Linked DNA regions of Homo sapiens: region 1 is linked to region 2. A link is a loop called in an ENCODE intact Hi-C map of the cell type or tissue named here. Cell type or tissue: CD4-positive, alpha-beta T cell. All regions are shown on one strand. Links, peaks and the distances in the headings refer to the core of each region. The heading gives the core; the rest is flanking DNA. Region 1 has its middle 17 kb from the start of LINC02291. Region 2 overlaps LOC105370655 (a long non-coding RNA gene).

Region 1 (2,923 bases), core at 170-2,669, 400 kb before region 2:
TGAAGGTTGATGGTGCCAGGTACATAGACCAGAAGGCTTGCCATAGATTATTTGCTGCTTCTGGGATGACTCACAGTGGCCAAAGTCTTCATATGATCCATACTGTGTGACCAGGTCTCCTGAGTAACTTTTCTTCTTAATCACGTTACAGAGAGATTCCTGGCAGATCTCGAACAGGCTGTTGTGAATCTGCACGCAGGTTGCACACTGTGCAACTTGAGTGGCTCAGTTTCATCACAGTCCTGCAAAGTCAGGCCCCTGAAGATGCAGAGCATCCAGCCTGCCCGGCCATTTGCTGTGGCCCTGGCTATGCATCCATCTGCAGGCCAGTAACTTTGTTGATGTCTAACTGATTTTCAGAGGTTGCTCCTAAGAGGGATTTCTCTCAGGTCTCAAAAAGAGAAAAAAAGTATCTGCTTTTCCTGATTTAGTCTGTTCTTAGCTGGTAAACTCTTAGAGTATTTAACTGATTATGATTGTTTGGGCCCCTGAGAAGGCCACAAGTTAAATTTGCAGTTTTCTTTTAGTAATTTTCTAAAACTTTGGACAATGTTTCTCAAACCATAGTGTAAATTGTCTGGAAATTGAAACATTAAAATATGCTGTTTGCATATCTGCCCTCAACTATGGCCATTTAGCAGGTCTAGAAACGGGCTAAGAATCTACGTTTTGGCCAGACAGCAGGTGATTCAGATACAGGGGGTAAATAGATGACAAATTTAGATACCTCCCCTCATGGTAAGCCCTTTTATCATTTAATTCTTCCTTGTTCTATCTTATCTATTTTTTTTATCATTGTTCCTTTCAACAGATGTGTGTGTATGCTTACTTACAATTTGTTATTTTCATTTTAAATCAAGTTGTTTTTGTAAATAATGCAGGCTATGAACTTATCAATTAATTAATTAGTATATGAAATTTGCACAGCATATTGCAGTTTCAAGGTGCTTGTGCAGGCATAATTTTCTTTCCTGTGACCCTCAAAGCAGCCTCCTGAATTCTGTATTGTTATTCTAGTCTAACACATTAAAAAAAAAAAAAACCGAGGTTTAGTGAAGTAACTTACAGGAACAAGAAAGTACTAACTTAAAAAACGAAAACAACTGAAAGGACTACCTGTGCGGCATGCCCAGTATGGGCACTCTATGATGCTGCAAAGATAGAGTTACAGGCATTTGCAGAAATGGGTCGAGTTTCCATCTCAGAAGGGAAGTGATCTTTCTAAAAATTTACCCACGAGAAAAAGCAGCCGATCTCAGCTCTGGTTTCAGACCGGAGATCAACAACCCTTTATCGGGTTGTTCAGGTGACCTCTCTTGGTCCAGCCTTGTTTCAACACATCTCCGGCATCTGAAACCACATTAGTTATCCCCTCCCCTACCACCTGGGCTCTGACCACAGTGGGAGCCTTACCGAATATCAGGGTGTTGAATATTCACAGCCAACCATGCGCATGCTCCTGTGGGGAGAGGACCTCCCCATGCCCAGGCCTCCTGGAACTGCAGGGCTTAGAGTTCGGACGGTGGATAGAAAGGGAAGGCACAGGGCAGCAGTGATTAGATCTGGTGCCTGGCAGACCTGCTAGGAAGCAGCAAAGTTCAGTGGGAAAAGCTAGGCAGCTCTTGGTCTAGATTCCAGCTTGATTTCTCAGACTGTAAAAATTCTCTTATGCAACTGACTTAATGTCTATAAAGCTTTAGATTCCTCACCTATAAAATAGGGTTTCTGATACCCACATCTAAGGTTCAAGTGATAAGCACATAAAGCAAAGTGTGTAGTCTGCCCCAGGTGTATCAGTCCTCACAATAAGTTAGATCATCTTTCTTTCCCTCCCTGTGTTTATTTAATTGGCTCCATGATTTGTTTCCCATTGCTGCCGTAACAAGTTAGCATGAACTTAGAAGCTTAAAATAACACAAATTTATGATCTTGCAGTCTGGAAGTTAGAAGCCCCAAATCAGGATGCCAACAGGCTGGCGTTCCTTCTGGAAGCTCTAGAGGAGAGATTGTTTCCTTCTCTTTTCTACCTTCTAGAGGCTGCTTGCATTCCTTGGCTCATGGCCACTTCCTTTATCTTCAAAGTACATCACTTCATCCTCTGCTTCTGTGGTCACGTCTTCTTCTCTGACTCTGACCCTCCTGCTTTCCTCTTATAAGGACCCTTGTGATTACATTGGGCTCATTCAGATAATCCAGGATAATCTCCCATCCCAAGACCCTTAATCTAATAACATATGCAAAATTATCTTTTGCCAGGTAAGGTGACGTATTCACAGGTTCCAGTCATTAGAATGGGAGCATCTTTGGGGGTCATTACTGAGTCTATTACGAAGGAAGGTCCAGAAGATGCCTCCATAAAAGCATGTCCTAAAGCCATGGCTAAGAAGATGATGGTGGAACATGAAACATGTTTGCTACAATAATTTAAGCCACATCTAAGAGAGATGTGGAGCCACAGGGCACTGTAAGAGCTTCCTGCATCCTCATAGGGTGTCCTAAATTAGAACACACTCAGATCTTTTCCTTCAAGCACTAACCCATGAAAATCCCTCTGAAAACTCCACCGCCATTTGTTCTTCAGTCTCTGCCAAGCTCCTCCAGTGATGACAATCCCCAGGTTTCCTAAGTTCAGCTTTACCTGTAAGAAATTCTTTCTAGATATGGAAAAGATCTCTCTGAAACCTGCTTAGGCTCTTTCATTCTGTCCCTGGAGCCACAAAGAAGAAAAACCCAGCCCCTTTGCCTTCAGAGATCTTTTCCTTTTGCAGACAGTGAGTGATTGTGAATGCCTCTTCCTGTTTACACTCTGGTAAGAGTTTACATCTCCATAATAAACATTCTAATTTTCTTAACTATTTCTTGTGTAAAACAGTTTGGAATTCCCCTTTCATCCTGGTTACTCTCCTCTGATGCATTCTATTTT
Region 2 (2,923 bases), core at 102-2,601:
TTTATTTTGTTTTTTGTTTGTTTGTTTGTTCTTGAGATTAGATGGAGTCTTGCTCTGTCACCCAGGCTGGAGTGCAGTGACACAATCTCAGCTCACTGCAACCTCTACCTCCAGGTTCAAGCAATTCTCCTGCCTCAACCTCCTGAATAGCTAGGATTACAGGCAACCATGACCATGCCCAGCTAATTTTTGTATTTTTCATAGAGATGGGGTTTTGCCATGTTGGCCAGGCTAGTCTCAAACTCTTGACCTCAGGTGATCCTCCCGCCTTGGCCTCCCAAAGTACTGGGATTACAGGTGTGAGCCCCTGTGGCCAACTGGTGTATTTTAATATATAAAATTATACATATTTTATGTCAGAAGATACAATGCAAAAAGTTAGAAGACAACAGATTGAGAGACCATATTTGCCACTTTTGCACAAAAATTATTAACAATTTTAAAAGCAGCTCAATAGGAAAATTAGTCAATTCATAGAAAGATGAAATATTAATTCACTGCAAATAGCCACTAGTAGTCAGAGAAATGCAAATAAAAGCAATAAGGTGGCATTGTTCAACCATCATAATGTTTTTCTTTAAAAAATTGATGATGGTTCTAAGCTGAGAAGCTGGAAGAACGTCTGCTCTTTCACAGACAGCTACTCAGAGTGTTTCATAAACTGATACAGTCTTTTTAGTGAGCAATTTGGCAATTACTTTTCAATTGTTTTTTTTTCTTTTTTCCTTTCCTTTCCTTTATTTATTAATTAATTTATTTATTTACTTTTGACACAGAATCTCACTCTGTCGCCCAGGCTGGAGTGCAGTGGTATGATCTCAGCTCACTGCAACCTCTGCCTCCCAGGTTCAAGCAATTCTCCTGTCTCAGCCTCCCGAGTAGCTGGGACTACAGGCGTGCACCATCATGCCCAGCTCATTTTTGTATTGTTAGTAGAAATGGGGTTTCACCATGTTGCCCAGGCTTGTCTCAAACTCATGAGCTCAAGTGACCTGCCTGCCTCAGCCTCCCAAAGTGCTGGGATTACAGGCATGAGCCACTGCTCCTGGCCCTCAAAATGTTTTAAAAGTCCACACTGTTTGTCCCAATGATATGCACGCAGCAGTTTGTTTTTACTGCGTCATAACCTGTAATAGCAACAATGGCTCCAAAACTAATCCCCATGTCCTTCAATAGATTATGTGTGTGTGTGTGTGTGTGTGTGTGTATATATATATATATATATATATATATATATATATATATATCCCAAATCTTTGAACTCTAAATTAGCAAAGAGCTCTTGAGCATAAGTTATGGCAGTTATATGAACAGCTGTAGAATTATGTCATTGATAGATAAAAAGAATAAGCCCCAGAAATAGATGAATGCTCCCATTCATGTAAACAAACAAGTAAAAATTTGTCTGCATACAAAGTAGAAGATGGCCTGGGAGTCTTGCGGGAGTGGGCAAGCTTGTGTGAGGGTGCTATATTTTTTTTGGCAAAAAGGGAGTTTATATAATTGGCTTTATATTATTTATTTTTAGACATTTTACAATGAGAATGTGTCTATTATTTACTCATGTGATTTGAAAGAAAAACCAACTAACAAAATGTGGTGTAAGAAATAGATCACTCTGGTAGCAGTGCCCAGGATGGATTGAAGTGATCGGAAGGCCTGGAAAGGGGATCTTGCAGGGATCTGGGCAGCATGTGAAGACCTGTGAGCTGATCCACAATGGCCGTAGTTGAATTTGGGGAACAGGAGCTGAAGTCATGAAATGCTGAGAGGGTAGAATCCAGACCATTGGGTTATCCGACAGGGCAGGAACTTGTCAACAAAGATGCTCAGAATATATTGGGTAAGATACCAGGTGATGGTGGTGCCATTAACAATGATAAGTAATGCAGAATGTGGAAAAGCAATTGAATCCCGAGGAAGCATGCACTTGGTGTTATTTTATGTAGGGGTTATACTTAGGAAACTGCAAAGAACAACTGGGATCAAGGCTATAGGAGTTGGGTGAGCTGTAGACCAATTTTATTTGGCCTCTAACTTAGGTTTAATAAATGGACTTAAACCATCCCACTTTGGAGCCAAAATGGAGATTAATTGTCTCAGCTCCTGACCTGTGGACCCTGAACTTCTACAGCTTCTCAGGACAGCAAGCTCTTAACTGCCAATGTTTCAAAAATCTGAGAGGAAAATGTCTGTTTGTCTGGAATGAGGCTGCCCTCACTAACTACAGAGATTTTCTTTGCTTTTGCCTGGATTCATCCCACTTGTATTCCTCACCTGGTGAAGCTTAAAAGCTCTGATTGATAAAATGGAAAGACAAACCAACGACCAAACATCTATGGAAAACAACAGTCTACAAAGAATGTGCTTCACCCCATACCTTCGGGGTTGGATAATAGCGTGAGCCTCAGTACAGGGAACTTTTTCTTTTTCTTTTCATCGATTTAGGTGGTACAAAGTGCAGTTTTATTAGATGGATATATTGCATAGTGGTGAATTTTGGGCTTCTATTTTAGTGTAAATGTCATCTGAATCGAATAGACTTTACCCAACAGGAAATTTCAAGCTTGCTTTTGCAGGCTGGCCTGGCGACTTGTTGAGACTCAGTTTTCTCCCCTTCCTTTATGTTCATTTCCTCTTTCACAGTATAATGTATGATCAACCTCAATTTTGATATCAGCCCCCAGTCCATACCCCACTTTTAGTGTATAATTTTTTTCCTCTGGAAGGGGAGTTGATTGATGGTAGCAGAAAGGACACTGGAAAGAAAAATAAATTAAATTTATGCAAGTGGGGAGGGGGTTGCCTCATTAACAGAATAATTGAGCTGTTAGCTAATTTTACTTGTTATCCGCAGAAAAGGGCAAAAATCTTCTAAGCAATGACTCCTCTTCTTCCAAATGATTAAAAGAACAACAAAAAG

What was found. A loop is a pair of places that touch in the nucleus more often than their neighbours do. Peaks named below come from ENCODE experiments on the same cell type or tissue, not always from the same donor. Only the 100,000 strongest peaks of a DNase experiment are listed, where the experiment ranks them.
Region 1: it touches region 2 in a loop (7-fold over the local background); 1 of 110 quality-filtered maps calls a loop at or near these places.

What each region holds. Positions count from the first base shown.
Region 1 is chr14:97,701,946-97,704,868 of GRCh38, forward strand. No RefSeq gene overlaps it. Among named protein-coding and RNA genes, the nearest start is that of LINC02291, 17 kb to the left of the region's middle. In CD4-positive, alpha-beta T cell, for the core only: no CTCF peak of the experiment used is centred there; a DNase peak (open chromatin) is centred at 1,216; H3K4me3 peaks cover 595 bases; H3K27ac peaks cover 2,374 bases.
Region 2 is chr14:98,106,020-98,108,942 of GRCh38, forward strand. All of the region lies in intron 1 of LOC105370655 (a long non-coding RNA gene), which reads right to left. All of the region lies in intron 3 of LOC105370653 (a long non-coding RNA gene), which reads left to right. Among named protein-coding and RNA genes, the nearest start is that of LINC02295, 29 kb to the right of the region's middle. In CD4-positive, alpha-beta T cell, for the core only: no CTCF peak of the experiment used is centred there; no DNase peak of the experiment used is centred there.